Linked DNA regions of Homo sapiens: regions 1, 2, 3, 5, 6 and 7 are each linked to region 4. Evidence: chromatin contacts called from ENCODE Hi-C or POLR2A ChIA-PET data. All regions are on one chromosome and are shown on one strand. The core of a region is the stretch at or near the end of the contact, and the rest is flanking DNA. Distances in the headings are between cores, read along the strand shown.

Region 1 (4,232 bases), core at 828-3,327, 1.0 Mb after region 4:
GTCTTGAACTTCTGACCTCGTGATCCCCCTGCCTCGGCCTCCCAAAGTGCTGGGATTATAGATGTGAGCCAGTGCGCCCGGTATAATCCACCCCTTTCTTAGAGGAGCTTCCCTAAAACCACAGCCCATCAGCTCTCCAATATCTGTTGCAGCACTTACCTGGTGTTACGGACTGAAACGCTCCCCGCTCCGCACATACCCACCCCGGAGTCCGTATGTTGAAGCTCTAACCCTAATATGGCTATTAGGCATATTAGGCAGTCATTAGGGTTAAATGAAGTCATAGGACCCTTATACTTTTTTTTTTTTTTTTGGTACAGACTCTCTCTCTCGCCCAATATGGAGTGCAATGGCGCGATCTCAGCTCACTGCAACCTCTGCCTCCCAGGTTCAAGCGATTCTCCTGCCTCAGCCTCCCGAGTAGCTGGGATTACATGTGCACGTCGCCATGCCCGGCTAATTTTTTGTATTTTAGTAAAGACGGGGTCTCATTGTGTTGCCCAGGCTGGTCTCCAACTCCTGAGCTCAGGCAATCCATCTGCCTCGGCTTCCCAAAGTGCTAGAATTACAGGCGTGAGCCACTGCGCCTGGCCTAATACGACTATTTGAATACGGCCTTTTAGGTAGTCACTGGGGTTAAATGAAGTCATAGGGTGGGGCCCTAATCTAGTAAAATTGTTGTTCTTGTAAGAAAAAGGAAGACACACCAGGGATTCCTGCTCACAGAGAAAAGGTCATAGGAGGACACAGTGAGAAGGCAGCTGTTTGCAAGCCAGGGAGAGAGGCCTCACCAGAAACCAGCCCTGCCGGCACCCAGACCTTAGATTTGCAGCCTCTAAAACTGTGAGAAAATAAATTCCTGTTGTCTAAGCTGCCTGGTCTGGGGTATTTTGTCATGGCAGCCTGAGCTAATACTCTGGTTTGTAAATCTACGTCACCCAGACCCCTGGAAGAGCTACTGTAGCTAGAGTCCCCACTTCCCCTCTTGTCTCTCCTACAGCCCAATCTCTGCATAGTAGCAGGAGAGAACTTTCTAAAATATAAATGAGACCTCGGAACTCCCAATTCAGACTCAATGAATGACCCCCTTCCACACAAAACTCCAAATTAAACATGGCGGCCCCCCTGTGTCACAGATCTTTCTCCCCTCTGGCACACATCAGCTATGCAGGCCTTTCCTGTTATCCAGACACCGAACTCCAGCTTCAGGGCTTTTGCACTCATTTCCCCTCTGCCTGCGGCACACTTCCCCGAACACGGTTGCATGGCTGTCACCTCCTCAGAGGCTTTCCCAAAAGCTCCTGTCACATCCTCCTGCTTGAATTTCTTTGGTCTTCACCGACCAAAATGGTCTTCTTTGGGCTCTTGTGGGTCCTGATCTCCGCCCTCCATCCCATGGGGCAGGGACCCTGCCTCGCCCACTGCTGAGCTGAGCATTTTACAAGAAGCCGTGCCCGCAGCGGGGCACCTGGCCGTAAAATGCAGATGGACGAGGCGGCATTTGGGCTGGGCCCTGAAGGACAGGGATCCAGGCCTTCCAAGAGCCGGCAGATGGAACTGGAGGGAGGCTGTCTTTGGATCCCCGGCTGCCGTGGGGCTCCGCGCCTCCGTTCCTCATATGTAGGAATGAAGACAATCACGGTTGTTCTGAGGATGCAGGGTTACTCTTCGCAGAGCAGGGCGCCCCGGTTGAGGGCTCGTCAAGCTAAGCAGGCTCCAGGGTGGGCTTCCCGATGCCGACTCTAGCTCCTCTCCCCGCTGGACGCTGTTCTACCTCCTAGCGCTTCTGCTCAGGCCGCGGCCCAGGCGAGGCCCCAGAAAACCCCGGTGCTGGTTAATCAGTCTTGAGTCCGAGCGCGTCCAGTGCGCAACGTGGCCTTCCCATTGGCTCACCCAGTGGGCCGCGCGTCGACGCCGGGGCTCCGGATTGAACGGCGCGCCCAGGTCCCTGCCCCCAGTCAGACGTGGCGCCACCGCCCCCAGCCCGTAGCTCCGGCGCAGCCAATGGCGGCGTCTCCCGGGCGGCAAGCGCGGCCTCCCGCCGCTAGAGGGCGCCGCCGCGGGCGCAACCGAGCCGCTGCCGCCGCCGCTAACCGAGGGAGAGCTGCGAGCGAGCACCCAGGCCCCGCCGCCGCCGCCGCCACCGCTGCCCGCCTGCCGCCGCCCGCCTCCGCCTGCCTTCTGCCGCCGGCCGGCGCGTCGTCCCCACAGGTAGGGGTAGGGGGACGCCGCCGGGCATGAAGGAAACGCGCGCGCCCGCGCCCCCGCCCCCCCCGCGCGCGCCGCCGCCTCGTGCTCGCGCGCGGCCGTTAACGGACGGCGGGCGGGGCGGGGGAGGGGCGGCGGGGTCCGGGGCCCGCGGACCCGAGAGGACCCTGAGAGGAGCCGGGCCGGGGCCTGTGCGCGCGGAGGGACGGGTGGGCGCGCCGTCCCCTTCCCCCACCGAGAATAACGTGACCCACTTCTGCCTGCCATTCCCTCGGCAAAATGTCTCCTTTTTGGTGATTTCACTAAAAAAAAATTTTTTTTTTGGTTATTTCTGTCTGCTCTGGTGATCGCGGGGATCCCGATTCAGCGTCTTGGGCTTGGGGGCGGGAAGGATGCCGGCGGAGAGCTTGGCGCATTAATTTGGGGCTCATCCGTCTTTTTTACCCCCCTTTCTGATTTTTTTATTTTTTCGCGCGGGGTGCAGCCCTGGGCCGGGCGGGGAGAGGCCTTGGGGTCCGCGGAGGCGGGGGCGCCGCCCGGGAGGACCGGGACCGGGACCTGTCAGTTCCCATTAGCGGGGCTTCCGGTCAGGCCTGGGCAGCAAAGGGGTGGGGCCGCCTGAGGCCCGGCCGGGGCCTCCGAGGTCGAGCCTGAGTCGGGACTGGGTGGATTTGCCAGGAGTTGGGTATTTTCCTGTCCCCACCTGTCTAGGGATGAAAAGGAGTTGCCCGTGTTCGGTATTGAACCACGAAGGACCTTGCCATGCCCAGTACGGTGGCCACTGACCCCCCGCCGTTTGGGACGATGGAGCCCACGAAATGGGGCCAGTTTCAGTTGCGGTCCCAGCTGTGAAACGTACATCTGATTTTAAAAACTTCGGATGAGAAAGAAAGTAAAAGATGTCATTGGTAATCTTTTATACTTAAATGCATGTTGAGATGGTCATGTTTGGGACAAATTGGATTAACGAAAATAGATCATTAAAATTAATCTTGGCAGGATGCAGTGGCTCATGCCTGTCATCCCAAAACTTTGGGAGGCTGAGGCAGGAGGATCGTTTGAGTGCAGGAGTTCAAGACCAGCCTCAGCAACATAGTGAGACCCCTGTCTCTACAAAAAATACAAAAAATTAACTGGGCGTGGTGGCGCACGCCGGTAGTCAGCTACTCGGGAAGCTGAGGTGGGAGAATCTGCTACTCGGAAGGCTGGGGTGGGAGAATCCCTTGAGCCCAGGAGATTGAGGCTTCGGTGAGCTGAGATTGTGCCTTTGTGCTCCAGCCTGGGACACTGTCTCAAAACAAACAAATAAAAAAACAAAAGTTAATCTCACTGCTTTTCTTTTTCTCTTTTTTTAGTGTGGCTATTTGGAAATTTAAAATGACATATACGGGCCGGGCGGGGTGGCTCAACGTCTGTAATCCCAGCACTTTGGGAGGCCGAGGTGTGTGGATCACCTGAGGTCAGGAATTCCGAGACCAGCCTGGCCAACATGGAGAAACCCCGTCTCTAGTAAAAATACAAAAATCAGCCAGGCGTGGTGGCAGGCGCCTGTAATCCCAGCTACTGGGGAGGCTGAGGCAGGAGAATCGTTTGAACCGGGAGGCAGAGGTTGCAGTGAGCCGAGATTGTGCCACTGCACTCCTCCCTGGGCAACAGAGCGAGACTCCCTCTCCACATACATGCGTACATACATACATACATACAATGACACGTATGGCTTATTTTGTGTAATATATTTTGTACAATATTTCGACTGGACAGCGCGCAGCTGGGGCATCTGAATGGGTGGTGGCCCTGAGAAGACATGTCTATCTGCTTATCTTTCCTGCTTCTCTGATGGCATGTGGCCTCCTTCCCTTAAGCTCTCAAAGAATCCACTGCCTCTTCCTTCTCATACTGAGCCAAACTGTTGAACTGAATTGCACAATGGGTCTTGTCCTAATTTGCAGAATAATTCAAGTTAATGGACAGTATTTTCCCTGTTGAAAAATTTTCCCTATCTGCTGTATGCTGGAGGCTACAAA
Region 2 (4,381 bases), core at 347-2,846, 1.1 Mb after region 4:
GAAAGTACTTTGGACCTTATGAAGCCCTGTGCAAATGTCAGATGTCTTATGGAAGTGTAGGGTAAATTCTGTTGCAGCAAGCTACAGTGAATGAGGACACTGGTGACTTTTGACCATATTTATTTTCTTTAGCAATAAATTGTGTAACTCTAATCTACACAAAGGAATCAACAGAAGTATAAGTGGCAAATTAGAAGGTTAAAAAAACTCTGTAACTATATATTTTTTCTCAGCTTTTTAAAACAAGATTAACACTGTATGGTTGGGTTTGTAACATAGATAATAAGGGTAATAATAACACAAAACAGAGATGAGGGACAAGTTAAAAATAAAGGAATTAATGTTATACGAGAAAATAGCTACTTTCTACAAAATAAGGCAGTATAGAAGAAACAAAAAGATGTGACAGGTGGGCGCAGTGACTCATGCTTTTACATAATCCTAACGCTTTGGGAGGTCGAAGGGGGAAGATCGCTTGAGCCCAGGAGTTCAAGACCAGCCTAGGCAACATGGAGAGACCTTGTCTCCACAAAAAAAAAAAATTAGCTGGGCGTAGTCGCACACATCTGTGTTGCCTACTACTTGGGAGGCTGACGGGGGTGGATCGCTTGAGCTGGGGTTGTCAAGGCTTCAGTGTGCTATGATTGCGCCATTGCACTCCAGCCTGGGTGACACAAGACCCTGTATCAAAAAACAACCAAAAAAAAAAAAAAAGTGACATATAGAAAAGAAATAGCAAAATGGTCGGTGTACATGAACTCACAACATGTTGGGCCTGGGTGGTTGACACATTAAATGTCTGGCCAATTGAGCAAGACAGCCATTGATTGCCCCATTCTACATCCACAGAAGCAGAACCAGACAGGAAGTGATGAGATTTGCACGTGGGTCACATAGCTGACCTGTGGCAGAGGTGGCGTCTCAGCTACTGGCCGTTAGCTGTGCCTTCTGTTTGTGGCATAACACCATATTGCCTTAATGCCCTCGAAGTTTTATTTGTCTAGTTTGTTGTTATTGACATTGGAGGACAAGTCCTTTTTTTTTTTTTGAGACAAGAGTCTCTCTCTCTCTCTCCCCCAGACGGGAGTGCAGTGGCGCCATCTCCACTCACTGCAACCTCCGCCTCCAGGGTTCAAGCAATTCTCTGCCTCAGCCTCCCAAGCAGCTAGGATTACAGGCGCCCGCCACCACGCCCGGCTAATATATTTGTATTTTTAGTAGAGACGAGGTTTCACCATGTTGGCCAGGCTGGTCTTGAACGCCTGGTCTCATGTAATCTGCCCGCCTTGGCCTCCCAACGTGCTGGGATTACAGGCTTGAGCCACCGCGCCCGGCCGTGTTTTTTTTTTCTTCAGTTAAGTTGGGATAAAAAACGGCACCTACGTGCTTCGGGGCCTGTAGTGAGAATGGTGGACACGATTATTGTCGTTACGGCTCCTAAAACCCAGCGCGGCGAGAGCAGACTACAGCGGTGTCAAGGTTCCAAGTATTCCCCGCGGGCCTTATCCCAAGGGAGCAGCTTCTCCACGCCCCGCGACGGCGCCTGCGCAGACTCCGTGAGCGGGGTCGTGACCGGTGGGGCCAAGACTGGGCTGCGGGCGGGGAAGGCTTCCGTGCATTTACGTAGGGTGCAGGGCGTGGCCCGTTGGGGGCGGGGATTTGGGCGGTGTCGGTGCCCGCCCGGACTCCGTGAGCGGTGGGCGGAGCTGCGTGCTCTGGGGTGTGAGGTGGGGCGGACCCCGCGGCGGCGGCGCGGCTGACGTGGAGCGTCCGGGTTAGCGGGTGCGGCGAGCTGCGGGATTGGGGAGCAACGGGCCGGGCCGGGCCTTCGGGCCCGAGGCGGCGGCGGCGGTATAAAGCCGGCGACTGGGAGCATGTAATGTCGGAATGCGGAGGCCGCGGCGGCGGCAGCAGCAGCAGCGAGGACGCCGAGGACGAGGGAGGGGGCGGCGGCGGCCCCGCGGGCTCAGACTGCCTCAGCTCGAGCCCGACCCTGGCCACAGCGTCCTCGGCGGGCCGGCTCCGTCGCGGGCTGCGTGGCGCCTTCCTCATGGCGCGCCAGCGGCCGGAGCTGCTCTGCGGGGCCGTGGCGCTCGGCTGCGCGCTGCTCCTCGCCCTCAAGTTCACCTGCAGGTGAGGCGGCCCGGACCCTGGGGCCCCGCTAGGGCGCTCCCCTTGCTCTGCCGCCTGGAGCCTGCAGGGCCGGGTCGCAGCGGCCTCAGCCGGGGAAGTCGGGCCTGACCTTGCCCAGGACGGCTGACCCCTCCCGGAACCTGCGGCCACGGCTTCCCACCTTCTCCTCGCCCCGGCCCGCCCGCGGACATTATGGCGAGGCTTCCGGGTGGAGCCCTGCGCCCTATCGTCCCGCTTTAGTGCCGAGGGAGGCGGGTCGGGGGTGCTCCTCACCTGTTGGAGTCACTAGGGGTGGACCTGTCACTTCGGCCCGGGCTGTAGGACCCTCATTTCTCACCGATTTCATTCCCCTTAAGCTTCAGGTGTAGTGATCCACAACCTTGCGAGAGTTCCAGACCCCTTTTAGAATTCCCGCACTCATTGATCTAACGATTATTTTTATTTTGAGACGGAGTCACGCATTGTGTCCCAGGCAGGAGTGCAGTGGCGCGATCTCGGCTCACTGAAACCTCCGCCTCCCGGGTTCAAGGGGTTCTTCTGCCTCAGCTCCTGAGTAGCTCGGATTACAGGCGCGCGCCACCACGCCTGGCTAATTTTTGTATTTTTAGTAGAGACAGAGTTTCACCACGTTGGCCAGGCTGGTCTCGAACTCCTGACCTCACGTGATCCACCCGTCTCGGCCTCCCAAAGTGCTGGGATTACAGGCGAGAGCCCCGCACCCGGCCTGATCTAACGATTATTTATCTGCACCTACTATGTGCCGGACGCTCGTCCGGGTGAACTTTTTGCTCCCTTGAGTGGATGGGACAGTGAACAAGTAAATATAATTTTTTAAAGCTTCAGTGCTATGCAGGGCATAGAAACGATGGCGGTGGGGAAAGACTTCCTAAGGAAGTGACATTTGAAGCTTATACAAAAAGGAGAAGGGACCAGCGCTGGGAAGATCCCGGGGGAGCGTGTCCACGGTAGAGCGAACAGCAAATGCAGAGTTTCTGAGGCTGGGCAAGCTTGGTGTTTCCCTGGAATTGATAAAAAGGCCTGACAGTAGGCTGGGGTGTAGGGGGTAGGAACATGAAAGTTCATGTGTGTCTTTTCAGGAATGTACACACATACAAAATTTGCTGTATATTTCAGGTGTACTTCTGGTCTCCCAAATCCACAGTGGGTCTTTTGGGATTCCAGTTTATAAGATCTGTATTGCTACTATGATATCTGTGATTTCACCTCGGAACATTTTTGAGTTTATTTAGCACGATATGTGGCCAGTTGTCAAAGAGGTGTCAAAAGATCGGGGATTTTAGTGGAAAGATAAATTATAATAACTCTCAGTGAGCATTTTCCATAGGCCAGGTACTGTCAGCAGGGTTTCTCCGTCTTGGCACTGTTGATATTTTGGGTCAGATAATTCTGTGTTGTGGGGGCTGCCCTGACTACTGTAGGATGTCTAGCAGCATCCCCGGCCTCTACCCACTAGATACCAGTAGCACACCCCACAAGATGTAACAACTACAATGGCTTCAGACATTGTTAGATGTCCCCTGGGAGCAAAATTGCCTGCTTGGGAACCACTGTTTCCATGAAGCATTTATTCATTTAGTACATAATTGAGAGCCTAGTATGGGTGTCATTTAAATCTTACAATCCCCATTAAAGTTTGAATATACTGTTATCTTTCCCAGTGCACAGATGAAGGAGTCCAGCCTTCGTGATGTTTCAGAACCTGCTCCAAATCACACCTACGTGATAAGGGGCTGAGCTGGAATTTGAATCCTTTATTGTCAGGACCTCCTAGATTCTTAACCTTGTACTTTATTCTTGTCTCCCACAAGGACAGTATACAAAGTATTTTACAAGGTAGAGTGTTGCGAGGTGACATTTAGGTTCAAATTAGGAAGAGAGGTTTCCCCCTCCAGGGGTGAAGTTTATTTACATCGGTTTGTTAAAGTCTAGAAATAATGGTTAATGTTTGTTCTGAGACAGCATGGCTTAATTGATACAGAAGTCCTTTGAGATTGAAAAGGAAGGAAGAGAGTAAATCCAGTTACTAGAGTAGGCAGAATGAGATCCTTTCTTGCTTCAGGCAAGGAGAATGAACCAGTAAATGGCTGCTGCTTCATCTTCTTTCTGTGTCACTGGCAAATTTGACAGTCTTTTAATAGACTCGGATTAATTTTTTTAGGGTCATCTTTGATTGAATGGTGTCATGATACTGTTTATTGCTGTGCAACTGGCTAACATTTCTACCCCC
Region 3 (4,394 bases), core at 372-2,871, 1.1 Mb after region 4:
GGACGTCCGTTCTGCCCTGGGCCTCCAGCAGCCAGTGGGACACAAGGACGCATCACACAAGGCCCCAGCCCTCCAGAAGCCAGGACCAAGAACGGCCGGATGCCAGTGGGACTGACACTGATGGGGCTGTGCCCAGCTCTCTGGCCAGTGTTATCTCATCCTCCACCCCCACCCATGACACCCCCATCCTCAGAAGAGGAAACTCGCTCCAGAATCCCCTAGGTTCCCCAGTGGCAAAAGAGGAAGCGGGAGCCCGCAGAGCTCTGAACCGGGACTGCCCCAAGGTCAGTCGGGGTCTTCCTCGGGCCAGGCCAGAGGCTCATGCCCCCACCCTGTGAATCACCCGCTGGTCATTTTCACAGGCTGCCCCAGGGTTGGCCTGTTTGGCCAAACAACTTTGCTTGTAGATGCCGGAGAAAGTTGGTGGCAATTATATGTGCCAGACACTGAGATAAACAGCTCACGCAGATGTCTCCTTTCTGCCTCAAGACAACAGGGCAGTTGAGCTATTACTGTTCCCTCTTGGCAGATACAGAAATTGGTGGCTCAGAGAAGTTAAGTCCATTGCCCAAGGTCACACAGCTCAAAAGTAGACGCGCAGGGATTCAAACCCAGGCAACCTGCATCCAAAATCCCGCATTTCGACCCTGACTCTAAAATGCCACATTCTCCCTACCTCCTCTCCCGCGTGCCTGAGGGGCCGCGGACAGGTGAACCCCAGTGTGGCCCTCGCTGGGGCGGGCTGGGCGACCTGGGCTGGGTGCTGGGGACTTAGGGGTGACAGCGCCCCGGCGGCTCCCGAGTGCTGAGCGCGGGCGGCGTGGCAGGCGCGGTGCCAGGCGCGCTCCGCGCACCCTCCCGTTCCACCCTGCCCGGCGGCGCCGGCGTCTCCCCCACTCCACGGAGGAGCAAAGCGAGGCTCCAGGGAGGAGGGGGCTCGGCCCAGGGGGCGACAGCTGGAGAGGGGACGGCAGCTGGGGAGGTAGCTCGAATCGGCCCGACGGAGGCGGGGTGTGGGACGGGGACCAGGGGAGCTAGGCATGCCCACGCCGCGCAGCCGCTGCCCACGGAACCGGGCGCCGAACGCTGCGGCCCGGCCTCAGTTTCCCTACCCGCGAGACGGGCGCCGGACGTCACCTGGACCCCTATCCCCGGAGCCCTCCCCGGAGCTCCCAGAATTTTGAAGAACCCCGAAATGCCGGGGGAAGGCGGGAGCGTAGCTGAGGACGGGCGGGGGCTGCACGGGCGGGGGCGAGCGCCCCGCGATCCCCACAAAGCGGCCTCCGCCCCCCGCCGCCTCCTTTGTCCGGATCTCGCCGCAGCGCCGCTGACAAAGAACCCCAGCCCGCGGGCGCGGCCCCTGGAACGGACCCTCCCCCGAGCCGCGCCCGCCGGGCCGCCCCTCCCCCGCCCGCAGACCCCGGCCCGGCCCCGCCGCCGCGCGCGCCCCTCCTCGTCCTGGCCTCCCCCTTCCCGCCCCCGGGCCCCGGCGCCCCCGCCCGGCCCGAGCGCGCGGCCTGCCCCGCCCGGCTCACCATGGCGCGGCAGCGGCCCGGCCCGATCGCCCCGCAGCAGCCCCGCGGGCCCGGCTCCGCCCGCCCGGTCCGGCCGCCGCGCACTCGGGACGCAGGAGCCCCGCGCTGCGGCGGGCGGGGCCCGGCTCCTCCCCGGCTGGGGACGGGGCCTCCCAGAAAGGCCAATGGGAGCCCGCGCTGGGACGGCGGGGCGGGGCGGGCCGGGGCGGAGTCACGTGTGCTCGGGGCCGGCAGGCGGTGGGGCGGGGGCTGCGCGCGGCGGGCGGGCTCGGCCCTGGCGAGCGCGGATTGGGCGCCCGTGGGTACGGGGCCCCACTACAGGCGCCCTTCCTCTGCCAGCCTCATCCTGACCCCGGCAGGCTGCCTTGGTCCCGCCTGCTTACAGCGGAGGAAACTGAGGCACGCTGCACGGAAGAGTGCTGCATACTCCTCGAGAGCTGAGAGCGGCGGGGAATCCGGGGCAGGGGCAGGGGAGAGGCGCGACCGCTGAGGTGAATGACCTTGCTTCGGGAGGAAGCTGGGCATCAGTCGTTCGCGAATTCATTTATGTATCATTCATCCGCCCAGTCAGTCGATGGCGGAACACTGACCACGTGCCTGCCACGCCAGTCGTCGTGGGAGCAGCCACGAGCCAGACAAGGTCCCGGCCCTGACGAAGCTCTCATTCCTCTGCGGGATGAGGCTGTGAGGCATTTGCACCCCTCTGCCACCTATAATCATAGTTATTTTTAGCATAATTACCCGGTGGTTTGGCCCCCACCAAATGCCTGCCCTGTATAAACAGCCCAACACATTTTATTAAGATGACTCCGGAAGAAAGAATCTTCCCATTTTACAGATGAGGAACCTGAGGCTCCAAAGAGCTGAAGTCCCACAGCCTGCTCCTGATGGAGAGAGGGTTTTGAGGCCAGGCCTGTCTACCTGGGAAGACAGAGGCTCCAGTTATTGGAGTAATCTCCACTCATCCACCCCAAGAAGGCCATCGGCGAGAGGACACCCCAGCCCTGGGGCCCACAGAAGGGGTGAGGGTGGGTCCCTCAAGGCTTCTGTGGCCCAGGGGACTTGAGAAGACAGGAGGGGGCAGGGCGAGCTGGGACCTCCTCCTGGGAACGGGGGCCTTATTTGCTGGAAACTTCTTTCCCATTCTCAAGCAGAAGCCTCTGGAAGAGCATGGCGGGTTGGGCTCACGAGGCTGAGGTGGCCAGGCCCTCACTCCCTCCACTCAGCCTCGCTGGGCTTTCTTCCCTGCGCCCAGTGCACCAAGCCTTTCCCACCGCCAGGCCTTTGCCTATGTGGCTCCCTGCAGCTGGAACTCTTCTACTTCATCTTCCCGATCTCAGCTTAAGTGCCCCTTCCTCAGGAGGGCCCTCCCTGATCGCCCAGCCAAGAGTAGCTCCCTTGGGGTTTTTTGTTTTGTTTTTGAGACGGGGTCTTGGTCTGTCACTCAGGCTGGAGTACAGTGGTGCAATCACAGCTCACTACAGCCTCCATCCAACTCCTTCCTGGGCTCAAGCCATCGTCCCACTCAGCCTATATCTATGAATGTGGGCAGATTTGACGAAGCAATTTTTTTTCTTTTTTTTAGAGAGAAGGTCTTGCTCTGTCGCCCAGGCTGGAGTACAGTGGTGCAATCATAGGTCACTGTAACCTGGGCTCAAGCGATCCTCCTACCTCAGCCTCCCAGGTAGCTGAGACTACAGGTGCATGCCACCATGCCCGGCTAATTTTTTAATTTTTTGTAGAGATAGGGTCTCTTGTTGTTGCCTGAGCTGGTCTCAAACTCCTGGGTGATCCTCCTGCCCCGGCCTCCCAAAGTGCTGGGATTATAGGCTTGAGCCACCATGCCCAGCCTACCCATTGTGAAATTGTACATTTTTGACATTGTGTGATGAACTTTTGGTCTTCTCTCCCAGGACTAGGTGTATTGCACTCACTGCTGTGTCTACAGAACAGTGCCTGCCACACAGTGGGTGCTGAATACATGGATGTTGAATGAATGAATGATCGGACTGCAGAACTCCAGGGCGGGTTCAGCGGCAGCCTAGTCAGGAAGCCAGGCACAGGAGGTGAGCTGGGAGTTGCGCAGGAAGGGAGGACAGAAAGGCAGAGGAGAGCCCAGCTTCAGCCAGCTGCCCCACAGGCCAAAGCCGGGCATCTCAGAACAGCTCCGCCCCCACATCTGCCCAAATCCTGCCCCATCAGCCACACCTAGGAGCCCAGAATGGAAGGAAATAGGTTCTTCCCACAAAGCCAGTTCCAGCAGCCTTTGTGGTCCCCGCCTCAAGTTGGCAGAGACTTCATTAGTGGTGAGGACCTGGGAGGGGCAGGCTAAGAACCCCAGAGCCAGGACTGGCAACACGATGACAGGGGAGGCAGGGACACTTAGAGGGGAAAGATTCTTGGGGGAAAATGGTGAGGGAGATTCAGCATGGCATAGAAGCTGGGAGTCAGATTGCCAGATTCCAGGCTTTCCTGCTGGGTGGTTTTGGAAAAACAGCCGAACGTTTCTGTGCCTCAGTTTTTTCGTCTGAGAAATGGAGATGAGGCCGGGTGCGGTGGCTCACACCTGTAATCTCAGCACTTTGGGGAATGCCAAGGCAGGGGGATGGCTTGAGCTCAGGAGTTTGAGAACAGCCCTGGAAATGTAGTGAGACTCCTATCTCTAAAAAAGAAAAGTTAGCTGGCCGTGGCGTTGTGCGCCTGTACTCCCGGGTACTGGGGAGGCTGAAGTAGGAGGATTGCTTGAGCCTGGGAGGTTGAGGCTGCAGTGAGCTGTGATCACACCGTTGCACTCCAGCTTGGGTGACAGTGAGCCCTGTCTCAAAATAAATAAAATAAAATAAAATATACAGCTTCTGA
Region 4 (3,753 bases), core at 518-3,017:
TGGGACTCCTCCTCTGGGCCAGGCCATGTTCAGGGAATAGGGTTATAGTGATTGATTAATAATAACAATGGCTAATATTCATTGAGTACCTACCATTTGTTATTAGAACTATTATTCTAAGCACTTTGATACATGAACTCATTTAAGCCTTTCTGCAACCCTATGACCTAGATGCTACTATTGTTTCCATTTCACAGATAGGGAAACTGAGGCATAGAGAAACTATGCAATTTTCAAGAGCATACAACCAGTAAGTGGGTAGAACCGGGATTAATCCAAGCCCACTGACTCCAGGACTCATAGGCATTTATACTCTTAACCACTATGATTCATGGGTGACTCTTGTCAAGGATTAGAGAACAGTAGTTATGGCCATATTAGCTACTCAAACAGTGCTTTGGATGTAGGCAGCTAGTTTAGAAAAGAATTTCCCAAATTTGTAAGATCATAAGAGCTCCCCTGCAGTGCTTGTTAAAAACAGATCATTTTCAGGCCAGGCACTGTGGCTCATGCCTGTAATCCTAGCACTCTAGGAGGCCCGGGTGGGTGGATTGCTTGAGCTCAGGAGTTCCAGATCAGCCTGGGCAACATAGTCAAACTCGTCTCTACTAAAAATACAAAGTATTAGCCAGGCATGGTGGCGCACGCCAATAGTGCCAGCCACTTAGGAGGCTGAGGTGGGAGAATCACCTGAGCCCAGGAGATCGAGACTGCAGAGATTGTGCCACTGCACTCCAGCCTAGGCAACCAGAGTGAGACCCTGTCTCAAAACAACAACAACAACAACAAAACACAGATCATTTTCATAGAGATTTGGATTCAATAGGTCCATTCTGGAATTTGTATTTTCAACACGTTTGACAAATGCTGGCTAAGTAGTTCACTACAATGGCTCTTGAGTTGAAGAGACACTAATTTGGTTACTCGCAGCTTTACTACCTCTCTAGATGTGTGTCACCTTGTGCAAGTTCGTTCATCTCTCTGAGCGTCAGTTTCCCCAAATGACGGATGCAGCTAATAACAGCACCACCTCCTAGGGCTGTAGTGGGGATTAAGTGAGCAGCGTGCAAAGTGCTTAGCGCCCTGCCTGGTGCATAGCAAGCAAAGATAATAACAGAAAGATGGTGGCAGCCACTGGGAAGTTCAGGCTGAGACAGTCTTCCAAGACGTCCACCTTTTCATCTTTTTTTTTTTTTTTTTTGTATTGGCAAGGTCTCTCGCCGTGTTGCCCAGGCTGGTCTCCAACACCTGGACTCAAGCGATCCTCCCTCCTTGGCCTCCCAAAGAGCTGGGGTTACAGGCGTAAGCCACCCCAGTGGCTCCTTCTGACTTTATGATAGAGTTGTCAGATAAAAAAAAATCAGGACGCTTCCATTCAAACCTGCAAAAAGAGAAAAATTTAAAAAAATTAGGACGCCCAGTTCAATTGGAATTTCAGATAATGAAAAAAAAATTTAACGTAAGTAGCTCCCAAATACTGCATAGGACATATTTATACCAAGTCAGTCATTCTTTAAAAAAAAAAATCTGAAATTCCAATTTAACCGGGAGTCCTGCATTTTTACTTGTTAAATCTAGTAACTCTGCCTTTAGGGAAGGACTGACCCCAAAGCCTTATCCCCGCCCACGCGTGCCCTAGACAGTCTCCACTCGCCAGGCGCGCAGGTCGATCCCAGAGGGGCCGCTGGCGCCTCCGCTCCGCCCAGGCAGCACTAGTGGCGCCCCGAGCCACCGGGCCCCTCCCCGTCCCGCCCCAGTCCCGCCCCGAGATCAAAGGGCGTCGCCCAAAGCGGGACAGGTCCAGCGGTTGTTCTGTGTGAAGTCGCGCGGCTTCCACCCACGCAGTGTTCTAAGTGAAGGCCAGAAACTCGCTCGCCATGTCGGCTGCAGAGGCGGGGGGTGTTTTCCACAGAGCCAGGGGCAGGACCCTGGCCGCGTTTCCCGCAGGTACTGCCCGCCCCTCACCCGGGGAGGGGACTCTGGGGCTGCGGAACCTTCCGCCGGGGGAACCTTTTGTTCAGGTGTGCGCTCCGCCAGTCGGACACCATCCGGGGCTGCACCGGGGCCTGGGAGCCGCCATAGCTGCATCAAAGCCTGCTCTTAGGGATTCCAGGGGCGCAGTTGAGAGGCGAGGCCGAGAGAGCGATCTGGTCTAGGAGCCTCCTTGGCCTTGACCTAACTTCCCCCAGAGAAGGGAAGTAAGAGGAGGGTAGCAAAGCATAGTTAATGACAGCTTGGACTCTGCAGCGAGACCTGGTTTCCAAGCTGTGCATTAGCATCTTGGCCTCAGCTTCCACATCTGTGAAACGGGAATACTTGTGGGTGTTACTGGATAAGCGTTCGGTGCATGTTAGAGGGTGTCGGTTTTATTAAGGTTGTTCACCGTTATGTATTCTGTACTCCATAATGACGTTTATTTAAGTCATTCACCGAAATGGTAACACTGCCCCATCAGAGCAGTAGAGAGGGAGGGCATTCGAGAGTCGTAGTGAAGTGCTTGGATTTTGGATTTAGATTATCTGCTTTGCCTTAAAAATGGGTTTGATAATACCTGCCTCATAGGGTTGTTGGAAGCGTAAACAGATCAAAAGTATTTTTGTAACCCGGTGTTGGACGCATGCTAGGTGCTAAGTAAAGAGGGAGGTTTGTTTCTGGTTTGTTGATTCCCCTCTGTGGCTTTTTGCTGCCTGCAGCCAGATCGCCTCCCAGGCTCTCACCAGCTTTATACCCCCAGGGAAGTCACCCTAAATGCCCTATATGATCAGGCTTGTGTCCACTTCCTTCAGGGTTGTCATTCTCTCTCTTGCCCAGTTCTGCAACAGGTTTTGTTGTTGCCCTTGTTTGAACTGCATTTAAAAGGGCCAAGGCCGTTCTTTCCCTGAGGGTCTTGGCGCTTGCTGTTTTCTGCTTCTTTAGCAGGGTTGGTGAGCCTGGCTCTCTCAACCGTCACACCTCATTTTAAAGTTCATTCACTTCCTCAGAGACTTTACCTGCTACCTTATCTAAAGTAGGTTTCTCCGGTAATTCTATGGTAAAACCTTATTTATTCATTTAAGGCGGAGTCTTGCTTTATTGCCCAGGCTGGAGTGCAGTGGCACGATCTTGGCTCACTGTAACCTCCGCCTCCCGGGTTCAAGCGATTCTCCTGCCTCAGCCTCTGGAGTAGCTGGAACTATAGGCACGCACCACCACGCCCGGCTAATTTTGTATTTTTAGTAGAGATGGGGTTTCTCCATGTTGGCCAGGCTGGTCTCGAACTCACAACATCAGGTGATCCGCCGTCCTCAGCCTCCTAAAGTGCTGGGATTACAGACCTGAGCCACCGCGCCCGGCCTGGGACGACTGTATTTTAATGGACCTTGTCTTTTTTGTCCAACATGAAGATTTTGCTCTTTTCTTGCTGGGCAACATTCCATTGGATGATTATATACCTTATACATTCTGTTGATGTATATGCTGAATATCTTCCCTTTGCCTCTCCAAACCTTTCTCCCTTCCCCACCATGCCCCAGGGGTTTGCCCTCCGTGAGCTACATCGGTGGGCTCCTTGCCTTTTGGTTTTCCTTTGGGCTCAGCCAGTGGGGAGCCCTGAGAAGAAATCAGAGCAGGGAGAGAAGCAAAAGGCAGCTGTATTTATTCTTGCAGTTTACTCTGTGGGGTTGCCTCGCCTGGCTGTCTTCCTCCCCACCCCTGAAGGTCAAGGTCGCTCCTTTTCTCAGGACAGCTTTTCTCCTCATTCTCTCTAGTTCTGGA
Region 5 (3,788 bases), core at 1,082-3,581, 1.7 Mb before region 4:
TGGCACGTGCCTATAGCCCTGGCTGCTCGGGAGGGTTGCTTGAGTCCAGGAGTTTGAGGCTCCAGTGAGCTATGGTCACACCTGTGAATAGCCACTGCACTCCAGCCTGGGTAACATAGTGAGACCCTGTCTTAAAAAAACAAAACAAAACAAAAAAAGTAAAAGATAAAGTTTACAGAAACCATTCTAGCCTGGGCACAGCAGCTCATGCCTGTAATCCCAGCACTTTGGGAGGCTGAGGCAGGAGAATTCCTTAAGCCCAGGAGTTCAAGACCAGCCCTGGCAATGTAGCAAGATCCCACCTCTACAAAAAAAATTTTTAAATTACCCGGACATGGTGGCAAGCTCCTGTAGTCCCAGTTCCTTGAGAGGCTGAGGTGGGAGGATTGCTTGAGCCTGGGAAGTTGAGGCTGCAGTGAACCGTGGTTGTGCTACTACACTCCAGCCTGAGTGACAGAGTGAGACTGTCTCAAAAAACAAAGAATGAAAAAAAGCATTCTGTGTTCTTCTCTCTGTATACCTGACTTTCAGAAGTTGTTTTTCAGTTTCCTAATTTGTGTTGAGTATTTTGACATTGTAGGAAACTCTCAGGTCATTGAGAATTTTAAAATACAATGTTATAAAATATTCAAAAATACTTTGGCATGTGATAATATCACACTTGCCATTGTATTAATATTGTTTTTATTTAAAACATTTTTTGGAGACAGGGTTCCCTTTGTTTCCCAGGCTGGACTTGAACTCCTGGGCTCAAGTGATCCTCCTGCCTCCTCCTCCTGAGTAGCTGGGATTACAGGCACGTGCCACTGCACCTGGCTTGTTTTAGTTTTTTACATTTCTCTCTTTTGGCTTGACTTTTTTATCTAACCAGTTGGTTTTTACAATGAATGTTTAAATAGACAAAAAAGCTCTACACTTTTAGAATGTAGAAAGCAAAATGAATATTTAGAACAATTTAGAGATTTAATGACTTGAGTCTGGAAAGCTGAACAATGTCAATATCACTTTTTTAAAAATCGTATTCTCCTGCTGGCAAAGAATTTCACAGATCCTTTTAATGTCCAGGAGTGGTGAAGAACTTGTTACTTCTTTGAATTTTGGGAGTTGCCACCTTCTATTAATAAAAGCAGTTCCTCAGCAAATGGGAAAAGTTCGCTCTCCCTGATTCCCCTGCAGGCTCACTGTCTCCTTCCACTTCCTCTCTCTGTCCCGCTCTCTCCCTCTCCCTACTTTCTCCTTCTCCCATCCCCCTGTATTACCTGTGTTAGACTCAAGAGTAATGTCACTCAGCATGCTTCCTCTCCTAGCAGCCTAACCTGCTCCAGTTCAGACCTGAATGCTGTCTTTAGGTCTGGTGTCAGCAGCAACAGCCCCCGTAACAGGGAAGCAGCTTACTTAAGGAAAAAGAAAATAAAGAGCTGGAATAGTCCTCCTAAGATCCCAAATCCACAAGGAAGTGATGTGGTCATTTAAAAGCAGAAACAACAATACAAGTGTAGAATCATTGTGTTAAATGCCCAGGCAGGATGGGACTTCAAAATCAAAACAATTCTTACTCAGATTTGCGCCACCATTTGGGGACATTTGGTGACCTTCAGGGTTTCAGCGTGTAGGGTCTAGACAGAACTCACCAATGAAATAAATTAGTCATTGAGCACATCATCTCATCAAGGCAAAGCGTAAAATTGATGTGGAAAATAAAAATAACATCCTCATTCTTTATCCATTTCCCTTTTGGAGAAGTGTAACTCTTTTTCGAAGTCAAATATTGCCAGTTACAACAAGTAAATTTCATCGTCCCAAGGCAACCCATAGTCTGGAGAGAGGATTTCATTCCCTTCCTTTAAAATAAACTGTTCTCTCTCCACAGAGGATGGGAAGCACAGGCACAGGGCTCCATGAAGGCACGGAGGAGCTGGCCTGGTGTTCAAGGAGGTGGTGTTGGCATTTTTTCAAACCTTCTTGGTGGTGACAGATCGTGTATGATGTGTCCTGGAGCTGCTCTGCATCTGTAGGTGGATTGCAGGGCTAGCAGGTGGGAAGAGGTGAGAGGCAGGCCTAGGAAGAGGACTCATGTTCATAGCGCAGCATCCTGGCACCATCAGGAAAGTGCTGAGTGCTTCCAATGCTAGGAGCATGGCAAGGGACGGTTAAAGGGAACCAGAGACAAAATTGTCCCATTTACTATTGATACGGAATTTCTGTGACTCTCTAATAGGTTGGGAGAGGCTGCTTTTGGTGACAGACACCCTCCCTCCCAGGGGCCATGACTCACCTCGCAGGTGAGCTAGCTCAGCTCTGCCTGGCTGCCCATCATTCTCTTTCTCTCTCCAGTTCCCCTCCTCTCCTCCGGGGTTTCACTGGGTTAATGAATAAGCTGAGTCATGAGGTATAAGTAAATTCTTTTTTTTTTTTTTTTTTTTTGAGATGGAGTCTCTCTCTATTGCCAGGCTGGAGTGCAGTGGCACCATCTTGGCTCACTGCAACCTCCGACTCCCTGGTTCAAGCCATTCTCCTGCCTCAGCCTTCTGAGTAGCTGGGATTACAGGCACATGCCACCACACCCAGCTCATTTCTGTATTTTTAGTAGAAACAGGGTTTCATCATGTTGGCCAGGATGGTCTCTTGCTCTCATGTCCTTGTGATCCACCTGCCTTGGCCTCCCAAAGTACTGGGGTTACAGGTGTGAGCCACCGCACCCGGCCAGTAAATTCTTTTATCAGATGAAAACCACTTCAAAACATCCACAGAGACACAGTTAATGAAAGTGTAAATAGTGCAGCCCTTAATGAAAGTGTAAATAGTGCAGCCCAGCAGCTCCTATATTAGCTTATACACAAACAGACTAAGCTTTTCAACCACTGAAACCTGTAAGCCTTAAAATATGTGCTGCTCTGTCAGGCTGTTTGCGTATGTGGCTATGGGAAGTAGAAGAAACATGGAGCACTGTGCTTTATCACCGTATCACTAATGTTGTGGCAGATTTAATACTTCATAAACAGCCCAACAAGTTGCCAAAGTTAGCTAGGTCCAAAAGTGTTGTCTTGATGCAGGTGGTGTGTGTGCCTATTAGGTATATATTTGTACCTGGCATCTGAAGTTCCTGAGAACTAGTCCAGGTGAAAGGACCCAACTTGAATCTGTAGATGCAGCCACTACCTCCAGCCAGTGCTTCAGTTACACGCAGGCTGTGAAGAGATTGTGTCCTAAACGTTCTTTTGTTGATTAACCTTTTAGAACACAAAGCACATTGTCACATAGAAATGCTGTTTTGAATGGTGGGTGTCAATGAGCTGTGTTGTGTTATAGAGTTCAGGTCAGGCAGGGCTTGTTTAGTGGGTCAGGAAATCAATGCTGGTAGATACCAGCATTTAAAAAAAAGAGGGGAGAAAGTCGAAGAAAAGGACGTATGAGAGTGGGTTTCATGTAGTAAAAGTAGGTATTGTTTAGTGATACTGTTGCAATTTAAAACCTATTGCAGGCTGTATGCTGGCATTAAATTGGGAATCCCTCAGGCAGGGGAAGGGGCGTCAACAACGGGTTAAATACTGGCTGTGCACGGCAGTCCAGCACGGTGACATCAGGCAAGTTATTTTAACATGTCTCAGGCACTGTTCTGTCGTATTCAAAATAAGACTGCTTTACAGGGGTAGGATTAAAGATGGAAGAAAATAGATTAATGTTTTAGGATATAGAATAATGTATTAGGATTAGAGATAGTAGAGAACCTGGTGCTTAGTAACCTCCCTATAAACCATGATTGGTATCTGTTTGTACTTCTTTGTAAT
Region 6 (4,341 bases), core at 929-3,428, 1.8 Mb before region 4:
CGTCAAGGGATCCTCCTGCCTCAGCCTTACAAAGTGCTGCGATTACAGGCGTGAGCCACCTCGTACAGCTTGAAATGGTTTTCTTATCACCACGTTTCGCCCCTTCCCAGCGTCTAGGTCACAGCGTCTAGAACTTATGCTGATTATTTGGTTTTGTTTTGTTGTTGTTGTTTGTTTTTGAGACAGAGTCTCACTCTCACCCGCCAGGCTGGCGTACAGTGGCACGATCTTGGCTCACTGCAACCTCCGCCTCCCGGGTTCAAGCGATTATCCCACCTCAGCCTCGTGAATAGTTGGGACTACGGGCGTGCACAACCACGCCTGGCTCATTTTAAAATTTCATTTTATTTTTATGGAGACAGGGTCTCGCTCTTTTCCCCAGGCTGGTCTGGAACTCCTGGGTTCAGGCGATTCTCCTGCCTCAGCCCCCGAAAACGCTGGGATTACAGGTGTGAGTCATGGCGCCAGGCCCCCATTAAACAGTTATTTATACAGATTTATTAATACGCTGCTTCCCAGTTCACATTCATTAGCACCACTGAGCCTCAATACAATCCCAGGAAATTGAGGTTTAGGAAGGTTTAATGCATTCCAGAACTAATAAGTGGCTGAGATAGATTTTGAAAATAGGTCTTCTAATCAACTTTCCTTTTGTTCGTTTGTTTGTTTTGGAGACGGAGTCTCGCTCTGTCGCCCAGGTTGGAGTGCAGTGGCACAATCTTGGCTCACTGCAACCTCCGCCTCCCGGGTTCAAGCAGTTCTCCTGCCTCAGCCTCCCGAGTAGCTGGGACTACAGGGGTGCGCCACCACGCCAGGCTAATTCTTTGTATTTTAGTAGAGATGGGGTTTCACCGTGTTGCCCAGGCTGGTCTCGAGCTCCTGGCCTCAAGCAATCCGCCTGCCTCGGCCTCCCAAAGTGCCAGGATCACAGGCGTGAGCCATCGCATCCGGCACTAACCAACTTTTCATAGTTGGCTTTTGTGAAAGACCAACCTGAATGTATTCATTCAACCCATGCTTATTGAGTGTCTACTACGTGTCAGCCCAGTGCTAGGCATTGGAGAACAGCAACCCCAAACCAACATACAATTCCATTAGGGCCGGGCCTCATATGTTGCACTCGACATAGTATTCCCAGAGGCTAATGCAGTAGCTAAGGGTCTCAGCTTTGCTTTCCGTGATCACCTAAGTAACAACCCCTATTATTCTTTTAATTTAATTTAATTTTTTTTTTGAAAACAAGTCTCGTTCTGTCACCCAGGCTGGAGTGCAGTGGCGTGATCTCGGTTCACAGCAACCTCCGCCTCCCAGGTTCAAGAGATTCTCCTGCCTCAGCTTCCCGAATAGCTGGGATTACAGGCGCGCACCACTGCACCCGGCTAATTTTTTGTATTTTTAATAGAGACAGGGTTTCACCATGTTGGCCAGGCTGCTCTTGAACTTCTGACCTCAGGTAATCCGCCCGCTTCTGCCTCCCAAATCGCTAGGATTACAGGCATGAGTCACCAAGCCCAGCCAATTTTTATATTTTTAGTAGAGACAGGGTTTCACTATGTTGGCCAGGCTGGTCTCGAACTCCTGATCTCGTGATCCGCCCGCCTCGGCCTTCCAAAGTGCTGGGATTACAGGCATAAGCCACCGGGTCCGGCCTAATTTTATTTTTTTAAGAGACAGGTCTCACTATGCTGTCCAGGCTGGTCTCGAACTCTTCAGTTCAACGGATCCTCCCGCCTCGGGTTCCCAAAGTGTTAGGCTTACAGGCGTGAGCCACCGCACCCGGATCCCATTATTCTCTATTACATCGCCCCGCTCTTTTTCTTAATAGCGATTTTCATGTGTTACCAAATGGCAAGTTTCACTCCTGCCTGAATTTCCCCTTACCCCAAGTTTAAGCTACAATGGGGCAGGGAGCACGTCTTCCTGTTCATCACTGTATCTCCACCCCTGTAAGAGTGGCTAGCATATCACAGAAACCCAGTCAGTATTTCCTGGTCGACTGGATGTCGAGACATGCACATTTTTTCTACTGAAGTGAAAGCCCGCACAAATTAGGCCACGCCTTGGGGACTTCGATAGCCACGCCCCTCCCCTGTCCCTATAAGGAGGGAAAGGAGCCCAGCCTTGGCCCCGCCCCCGCCGCCGCGCAGGCGCTGACGCAAGCGCAGCAGGCGCGCGCTGTTTCCGGAAGTCGCGGCCGGCGTCACCGCTGCGGCTGCCTCAGCTACTGCCGCAGTCGCCGCGGAATTCGGCGAGTAGAACCGCTGAGGCGGGCGCGGGCCCGGGTGGGGCCAAGGTTCCGGCCACTCTGCAGAATGGAGATAATCAGGAGCAGTGCGTGTCCGCCGTACACCTCCCCGCCTCCCCACACCCGGCTGCCCCTGGCCTGCTAGGCCGAGACCATGGCCGGCGTGTTTGGCTGGGCCTGGGGCTGAGGCAGCCCCTCAGGGCTTTTCCCTCCTTAAGCCGGTGCGCCTCTTGGGGTCTTTTCCGGCTGCGGACCGTGCACCCTAGGAGCCTTGTACTTACTCCTCCAACCCCGGCACCATCCGGGGCCTTGTCCTTCTCCGGGCCGGGCACCCCCCGGGGCTTGTCCCCCCTGACCCATGCACCCCTCGAGGACTTGATTCCCCTCGCCCCGGTGCACACCTCCGGGACTTTTCCCCTTCCGGCTCTCAGCCTCGGGAGCTCCTCGGCCCTCCTTCCCTCTCCCCTTAGCAGGAATTCAGGCCACTGGTTCTGAGCCTCTTTTCGGTTTCTCCGCAGATTTTAAGAGTAATCTTCACAAAGTGTACCAGGCCATAGAGGAGGCCGACTTCTTCGCCATCGATGGGGAGTTTTCAGGTATCCCTCCCTTGCAAGCTCAGGCTAGCACTTTGCAGTGCATAGCCAAGGCTCCTTCAATCCCCCAGCCCCCAACTTCTTATGCTTGGTGGTGGCCTCTTGCTGTTAGTAGCCTTGGGCGGGTTTCACAGGTCTCAGTGTTACCCTTTAAACGTTTCAAAAGCACGAAAGAAATGAAGATACGCCGTAGGTTTGTGATTGGACTCAGGATCTCAGATAGAGATGATGGTTTTGATGCTGCTTAAAACAGTGCGGCGTGTACATTGCAGAGAGCTTGAGGATTAGGGTCAGACTGTTTTTTTTCTTGATTGTAAAATAGGTATAACATGAAATTTGCCATTTTAAGTGGCTTTACAGTTAAGTGGCATTAAGTACATTCACATTGCTGTGCAAACATCACCATCCATCTCTAGGACTTCTTCATCTTCACAGTCTGAAACTCTTTACACATTAAACTCCCCATTTCTCCTTTCGCCCAGCCTTTAGCAACCGCCATTTGTCTCTGAATTTGACTGCCCTTAACATCTCATATAAGTGGAATCTTACAATATTTGCCCTTTTGTGACCGGCTAGGGTCAGGTTTTTGCAGATAAATGAGATATTTCTTTATGCATTAGTGGACGTGTTCATTGCCTGCCTCAACAGGTGTGTATACAGGAAATACTTCACTGACACTTAAAGTTGCAAATTTTTTTTCCCCTTTTTTAGGGGGAGCAAAGACTAGTTTTTAAATTGCTGATGTCAATATGAACGGTTCACTCCCTTTGATATGGATATCCATTTTTGCTGTCTGATTTTCCATGTTTGAATCATGAAGGAATCCATGCAGGGGTAAATAGTATCCTTGGCTTTAGGTAGTGTCTAGTTGGAATCACTTCCCTAGGAAGCTAAGAGTTTTCACTTAGAGAAATAATTTTCTCTTAATCTTGAAGATACATTCTTTGCATAGATATTAACCACTCCAAACTCTTGACCAAGACTGGAACTCTGGCAATAATATACTTAGGGATTTATTGATGTCTGTTTATACAGGAATCTTTTAAAGCAGCAAAACTTATTCAAGCATAGAGATTGTTTTCTTACATGATTACTGTGTTTTAAGTCATGTTTTAGACGCTGGAACTGCCTATTCTCATGTTGAAACATTCGCATCTCTAAGTTCATTATTAGAGGGTTTAACCTGGTGGCCACTGAAATTAATGCTTATTTTAAAAAAGTAAGTTAGGGAGTGCTTCCAAGTAACCTTAATTCGTGATACGACATTATAGAGGCACTGAATGATTGACTGGCATTTTTACGTTAGTATTTATTAGTAAGCTAAAAATTTTTATTTCTTAAAATCTAGGAATCAGTGATGGACCTTCAGTCTCTGCATTAACAAATGGTTTTGACACTCCAGAAGAGAGGTATCAGAAGCTTAAAAAGGCAAGTGGATGTGCTAGGAAATCTTTTTCTTTCTCATGTTAGTCTTCCTTATGTTAAATGATAAATATTGTTACT
Region 7 (4,271 bases), core at 811-3,310, 1.5 Mb after region 4:
GGTACTATTTATTTATTTTTTTTTGAGACAGGGTCTTAGTCTGTTGCCCCGGCTGGAGTGCAGTGACACAATCGTGGCTCACTGCAGCCTTGACCTCCTGGGCTCAGGCAATCCTCCTGCTTCAGCCTCCCAAGTAGCTGGGACTGCAGGTGCAATCCACTACGACTGGCTGATTTTTGTACTATTTTTTTTTTTTTTTTTTTTTTTTTGTAGAGAGGGGGTCTCACTTTGTTGCCCAGGCTGTTCTCAAACTCCTGGGCTCAAGCAATCCTCCTGTCTTGGCCTTCCAAGTGCTGGGATTATAGGCATGAGCTACTGCGCCCTGCTAGAGGTACTATTATTATCCCCATTTCACAGATAAAGAAACCATGGCAGAGAGGTTAATTACATGCTCAAGGTCACAAGAATAGAAAGGTGCAGATTTGGAACTGGGTCTCCTTGTATTCCATCACCCTCCACAGAGTGTGGCCTCCAGCAGATGTTCAGTGGACATCTCTCGAATGATCACACACCTGACCTCTGGTGCAGGCAAGGTTCTGCATCTTCTCTCACCCCCTCACGCACGCGCACGCACACACACGCACAACCTAGGAGGCTACACCAATGACCACCACCAGCCCTGGCCACATGCAGATTCAGGGCACTGATGGGGTGCTAAGCTGGGCTGATTCTGGGCCACTCCCTGTGTTCAGGAGGTTAATAAGGACCTAGGCTCTGCCTGGGGAAAGAGGTATCGTGGGGCCAGGGAGGCGGGAAGGGACTGGGCACCAGGGCTTCCAGGAGAGAAGCCGTCTGAGAGCTGTCTGTAGAGGGCAGTGTGTCCCAGTGTGAGGCCAGTAACCAAGTGCCCAGCCTAGCCAGGTTTTTATGTGGCCCCTTGTGATGCTGGGGCTCCTCACATGCCTTCATTCAAAAATACACGGAGCAGCCAGGCACCTACTCCATGGCCTCGCACGACAATCGGAATCACTAAATCACAAACACGTGTGCAAATTACAGCCCCGACCACCGACCGCCCACCATCCCAAGCCCCGGCCGTGTGTGTGGTGGGAAGGCAGTCTTTGAAGGGCAGATGCCTGACGGAGCAGTAGGAGGGGGAAATCTATGAGGAAGGGGTCGGGGGAGAGGAGGGCTAGGAAACCAGGTTTGGGGATTCATCACGTCTGAGAATGCACCATTTTTTCACTGGGCTCCAATTTGATGTCGTCCAGCTGCACCTCTCCCCAAAATGAAGACGGGGAAGGCGAGATCCAGGTCCAGAGCTCCCAATCTGCAAGCCATTGCAAATCCCAGCCCCTCCCCAGCCTCAGTTTCTTCCGCAGCCGGGTAGTGGGAGCGCAGGGAGGGCAGTCGAGGCCACCAGGGACCTTGCCCGGCCCCGCCCAGTTTCCGAGGAACTGGGCCGGGGTGGAGGCGCCCGCGCCGCCAGGGGTTCCTCTGAAGCCTGTGGTCAGGCCGCCGCTTCCCGGGAAGCCCGAGCCAAGACCAGAGACCGCGGCCGGCCGGGGCTTCGGGACAGCAGGGCGGGCGACTGAGGGCGTCGACGGCGGGTGGAGCAGGGGCTAGGAGGGGGTCTACGGGTGGGGTCAGGCTCAGGGTTGGGGACACCTTCTGTGGCCTCCTAGGGGGATCTGGCTGCAGGGGAGGAGAGGACAGGGCTCTGCCCCCGGCGGGTGTGGAGACAGCTGGGGCGGAGGAGGGTGTGTCAGGGCGCGTCCCAAGAGGGCCTGGCGGCAGAAAGTGGAACCCGAGGTAGCGGGGCAAAATCGGGGTCGCCAAGTCCGAAGGAGGGGTCCGAGAAGTGGCCGGAAGGCGCAGGGTCGGGGCCAGAGCCCCTCGAGAGGCGGGTGCTGGGGCAGGTGCGAACAGGCGGGCAGAGGGCCCCGCGGGAGGGTCCAGAAGAGAGGGAAACAGGGCCGAAGCGGTCCTCGCCGGACGCCACCGCGGAAAGAGAAACCAAAAGTGGAGCTGGGGGCGGGGCCGGCAGGGGGCGGGGCCTCCCGCCGTCGCCAGCCCCGCCTCCGAGCCGGTTTAAAAGACTGGCGCAGGGGCGGGCGCCGAACAGAGCGAGCTGCGGCCGTGGCAGCTGCACGGCTCCTGGCCCCGGAGCATGCGCGAGAGCCGCCCCGGAGCGCCCCGGAGCCCCCCGCCGTCCCGCCCGCGGCGTCCCGCGCCCCGCCGCCAGGTGAGCCGGGCCCTGGGCGAGGAGGCGGGAGGGAGGAGGGAGGGGAGTCCAGGGCAGCCAGGAGTCGGGCGAGCCTCGGGGGCTGCAGAATGGGGTCGCGGCCGCGATGCCCCTGACCCTCGCCGGCCCCACCCAGGCCGCCCCCCGCGCGCGGGGCTCCCGCAGCACAGCCTTTCTCCGGCCCTAGCCCAAATCGCCCAGACCAGGCGCGGATCCCAGCCTGGCCAGCAGGCGGCGGGCGCGGGGCGGCGAGCCGGGGCCGGACGGCTGGAGCCAGAACCGGCTGCTCTCCACGCCCCCCTCTCGGTGCTGCCCGGAGGCCGGACTCCGCCTCCACCGAGCCCCCACCCGCCGGGAAGAGCTCCGCGGAGTACAGAGCCCATTTTCTAGCTGTGTCCACTGAGGCTGAACGGATCCGCGCGGACTTGGTGCTCCGTGCTCGCCCCCTAGGGCCGGGTCCGCCGGGAGCGCCGCCCTCCGGAGTTGTCCGGCCGGCGCACACCTGCCCGGCCCCGCAGCGCCCCAGCTCACCTCTTTGTCTCTCCCGCAGCGCACCCCCGGACGCTATGGCCCACCCCTCCGGCTGGCCCCTTCTGTAGGATGGTAGCACACAACCAGGTGGCAGCCGACAATGCAGTCTCCACAGCAGCAGAGCCCCGACGGCGGCCAGAACCTTCCTCCTCTTCCTCCTCCTCGCCCGCGGCCCCCGCGCGCCCGCGGCCGTGCCCCGCGGTCCCGGCCCCGGCCCCCGGCGACACGCACTTCCGCACATTCCGTTCGCACGCCGATTACCGGCGCATCACGCGCGCCAGCGCGCTCCTGGACGCCTGCGGATTCTACTGGGGGCCCCTGAGCGTGCACGGGGCGCACGAGCGGCTGCGCGCCGAGCCCGTGGGCACCTTCCTGGTGCGCGACAGCCGCCAGCGGAACTGCTTTTTCGCCCTTAGCGTGAAGATGGCCTCGGGACCCACGAGCATCCGCGTGCACTTTCAGGCCGGCCGCTTTCACCTGGATGGCAGCCGCGAGAGCTTCGACTGCCTCTTCGAGCTGCTGGAGCACTACGTGGCGGCGCCGCGCCGCATGCTGGGGGCCCCGCTGCGCCAGCGCCGCGTGCGGCCGCTGCAGGAGCTGTGCCGCCAGCGCATCGTGGCCACCGTGGGCCGCGAGAACCTGGCTCGCATCCCCCTCAACCCCGTCCTCCGCGACTACCTGAGCTCCTTCCCCTTCCAGATTTGACCGGCAGCGCCCGCCGTGCACGCAGCATTAACTGGGATGCCGTGTTATTTTGTTATTACTTGCCTGGAACCATGTGGGTACCCTCCCCGGCCTGGGTTGGAGGGAGCGGATGGGTGTAGGGGCGAGGCGCCTCCCGCCCTCGGCTGGAGACGAGGCCGCAGACCCCTTCTCACCTCTTGAGGGGGTCCTCCCCCTCCTGGTGCTCCCTCTGGGTCCCCCTGGTTGTTGTAGCAGCTTAACTGTATCTGGAGCCAGGACCTGAACTCGCACCTCCTACCTCTTCATGTTTACATATACCCAGTATCTTTGCACAAACCAGGGGTTGGGGGAGGGTCTCTGGCTTTATTTTTCTGCTGTGCAGAATCCTATTTTATATTTTTTAAAGTCAGTTTAGGTAATAAACTTTATTATGAAAGTTTTTTTTTTAAAAAAAAATAAGTTTTCTAGCGAGTGTGCTTTGGCCAAAAGTTTAACTTGGTTCTGAACAGGTCCAGGGGAGAGGGTCCTAAGGCTGACCTGCTGGGCTGCAGGTGGTGTACGGGGCCTGCCCTGTGGCTGGGCATCCCTCACGGTTCCACCCACAACTCTCCAGGGAGAGAAACGGTTGGTCTAGTTTTGGCGTGTGTCCGGTAAGACAGCAGCTCGCGTTTGAGCACTTTGTGCGTGCCAGCCCTAATTCTGTGCTTTGCATACTTAAATTTACTTAATCCTATAAAGAGAGGCACAACCCTGTGAGGCACGGGCTCTTATTTCCATTCTACAGAAGGGAAAACTGAGTAAATCTGCCTGTGGCCATTCCTGTCAAAGACAACACTTGGGCCTTTTTTTGGCTGTCCACTAAACATCTGCT

What was found. A loop is a pair of places that touch in the nucleus more often than their neighbours do. ChIA-PET counts read pairs that join two places held with the same protein, here RNA polymerase II (POLR2A). Pooled maps may share reads with other maps.
Region 1: a loop to region 4 is called in a pooled map, with 7 times the contacts of the local background. The contact joins the promoter of ZC3H7A here to the promoter of CPPED1 in region 4. A Hi-C loop is called at or near these places in 7 of 50 pooled maps. POLR2A ChIA-PET finds 5 or more read pairs at or near these places in 2 of 52 experiments (OCI-LY7 and activated CD4-positive, alpha-beta T cell).
Region 2: a loop to region 4 is called in a map of CD8-positive, alpha-beta T cell, with 12 times the contacts of the local background. The contact joins the promoter of TXNDC11-AS1 here to the promoter of CPPED1 in region 4. A Hi-C loop is called at or near these places in 2 of 168 maps with a recorded cell type or tissue (CD8-positive, alpha-beta T cell and naive thymus-derived CD4-positive, alpha-beta T cell) and 10 of 50 pooled maps. POLR2A ChIA-PET finds 5 or more read pairs at or near these places in 1 of 52 experiments (activated T-cell).
Region 3: a pooled map shows a loop between it and region 4 (18-fold over the local background). The contact joins the promoter of SNN here to the promoter of CPPED1 in region 4. A Hi-C loop is called at or near these places in 2 of 37 single-sample maps with no recorded cell type and 7 of 50 pooled maps.
Region 5: a loop to region 4 is called in a map with no recorded cell type, with 9 times the contacts of the local background. The contact joins the enhancer-like site here to the promoter of CPPED1 in region 4. A Hi-C loop is called at or near these places in 1 of 37 single-sample maps with no recorded cell type and 2 of 50 pooled maps. POLR2A ChIA-PET finds 5 or more read pairs at or near these places in 2 of 52 experiments (activated CD4-positive, alpha-beta T cell and activated naive CD4-positive, alpha-beta T cell).
Region 6: a map of chondrocyte shows a loop between it and region 4 (8-fold over the local background). The contact joins the promoter of PARN here to the promoter of CPPED1 in region 4. A Hi-C loop is called at or near these places in 1 of 168 maps with a recorded cell type or tissue (chondrocyte), 1 of 37 single-sample maps with no recorded cell type and 13 of 50 pooled maps.
Region 7: a loop to region 4 is called in a map of naive thymus-derived CD4-positive, alpha-beta T cell, with 17 times the contacts of the local background. The contact joins the promoter of SOCS1 here to the promoter of CPPED1 in region 4. A Hi-C loop is called at or near these places in 1 of 168 maps with a recorded cell type or tissue (naive thymus-derived CD4-positive, alpha-beta T cell) and 6 of 50 pooled maps. POLR2A ChIA-PET finds 5 or more read pairs at or near these places in 1 of 52 experiments (HepG2).

What each region holds. Positions count from the first base shown.
Region 1 is chr16:11,795,103-11,799,334 of GRCh38, reverse strand. ZC3H7A (zinc finger CCCH-type containing 7A) reads left to right here and starts at 2,077. Exons shown (of 23, transcript NM_014153.4): 1 at 2,077-2,211. RefSeq lists silencers at 1,794-2,203, 2,686-2,845 and an enhancer at 1,841-2,378.
Region 2 is chr16:11,740,229-11,744,609 of GRCh38, reverse strand. TXNDC11-AS1 (TXNDC11 antisense RNA 1) reads right to left here and starts at 1,596. Exons shown (of 1, transcript NR_186412.1): 1 at 104-1,596. It overlaps TXNDC11 (thioredoxin domain containing 11), which reads left to right and starts at 1,753. Exons shown (of 12, transcript NM_015914.7): 1 at 1,753-2,133. The coding sequence starts at 1,880. RefSeq lists silencers at 1,251-1,773, 1,636-2,305.
Region 3 is chr16:11,665,682-11,670,075 of GRCh38, reverse strand. SNN (stannin) reads right to left here and starts at 1,621. Exons shown (of 2, transcript NM_003498.6): 1 at 1,536-1,621. RefSeq lists an enhancer at 322-421 and a silencer at 1,529-1,948.
Region 4 is chr16:12,801,901-12,805,653 of GRCh38, reverse strand. CPPED1 (calcineurin like phosphoesterase domain containing 1) reads left to right here and starts at 1,767. Exons shown (of 4, transcript NM_018340.3): 1 at 1,767-1,947. The coding sequence starts at 1,878. RefSeq lists a silencer at 1,686-1,735 and enhancers at 1,816-2,185, 3,508-3,587.
Region 5 is chr16:14,496,759-14,500,546 of GRCh38, reverse strand. The region is part of intron 21 of PARN (poly(A)-specific ribonuclease); the gene reads left to right. Among named protein-coding and RNA genes, the nearest start is that of LINC03107, 70 kb to the right of the region's middle. RefSeq lists a cis regulatory region at 2,376-2,386 and an enhancer at 2,309-2,453. Within about 2 kb of position 2,331, at least 6 of the 41 ENCODE cell types and tissues checked have a DNase peak (open chromatin) inside an H3K27ac peak, as active enhancers do.
Region 6 is chr16:14,628,097-14,632,437 of GRCh38, reverse strand. PARN (poly(A)-specific ribonuclease) reads left to right here and starts at 2,178. Exons shown (of 24, transcript NM_002582.4): 1 at 2,178-2,331; 2 at 2,764-2,841; 3 at 4,187-4,266. The coding sequence starts at 2,313. RefSeq lists enhancers at 1-42, 1,642-2,164, 2,165-2,686, 2,687-3,210.
Region 7 is chr16:11,253,993-11,258,263 of GRCh38, reverse strand. SOCS1 (suppressor of cytokine signaling 1) reads left to right here and starts at 2,060. Exons shown (of 2, transcript NM_003745.2): 1 at 2,060-2,185; 2 at 2,736-3,847. The coding sequence starts at 2,786. The coding sequence ends at 3,421. All of the region lies in intron 1 of LOC105371082 (a long non-coding RNA gene), which reads right to left. RefSeq lists silencers at 1,415-1,614, 1,865-2,604, 2,705-2,754, 2,765-2,914, 3,325-3,414 and an enhancer at 4,025-4,194.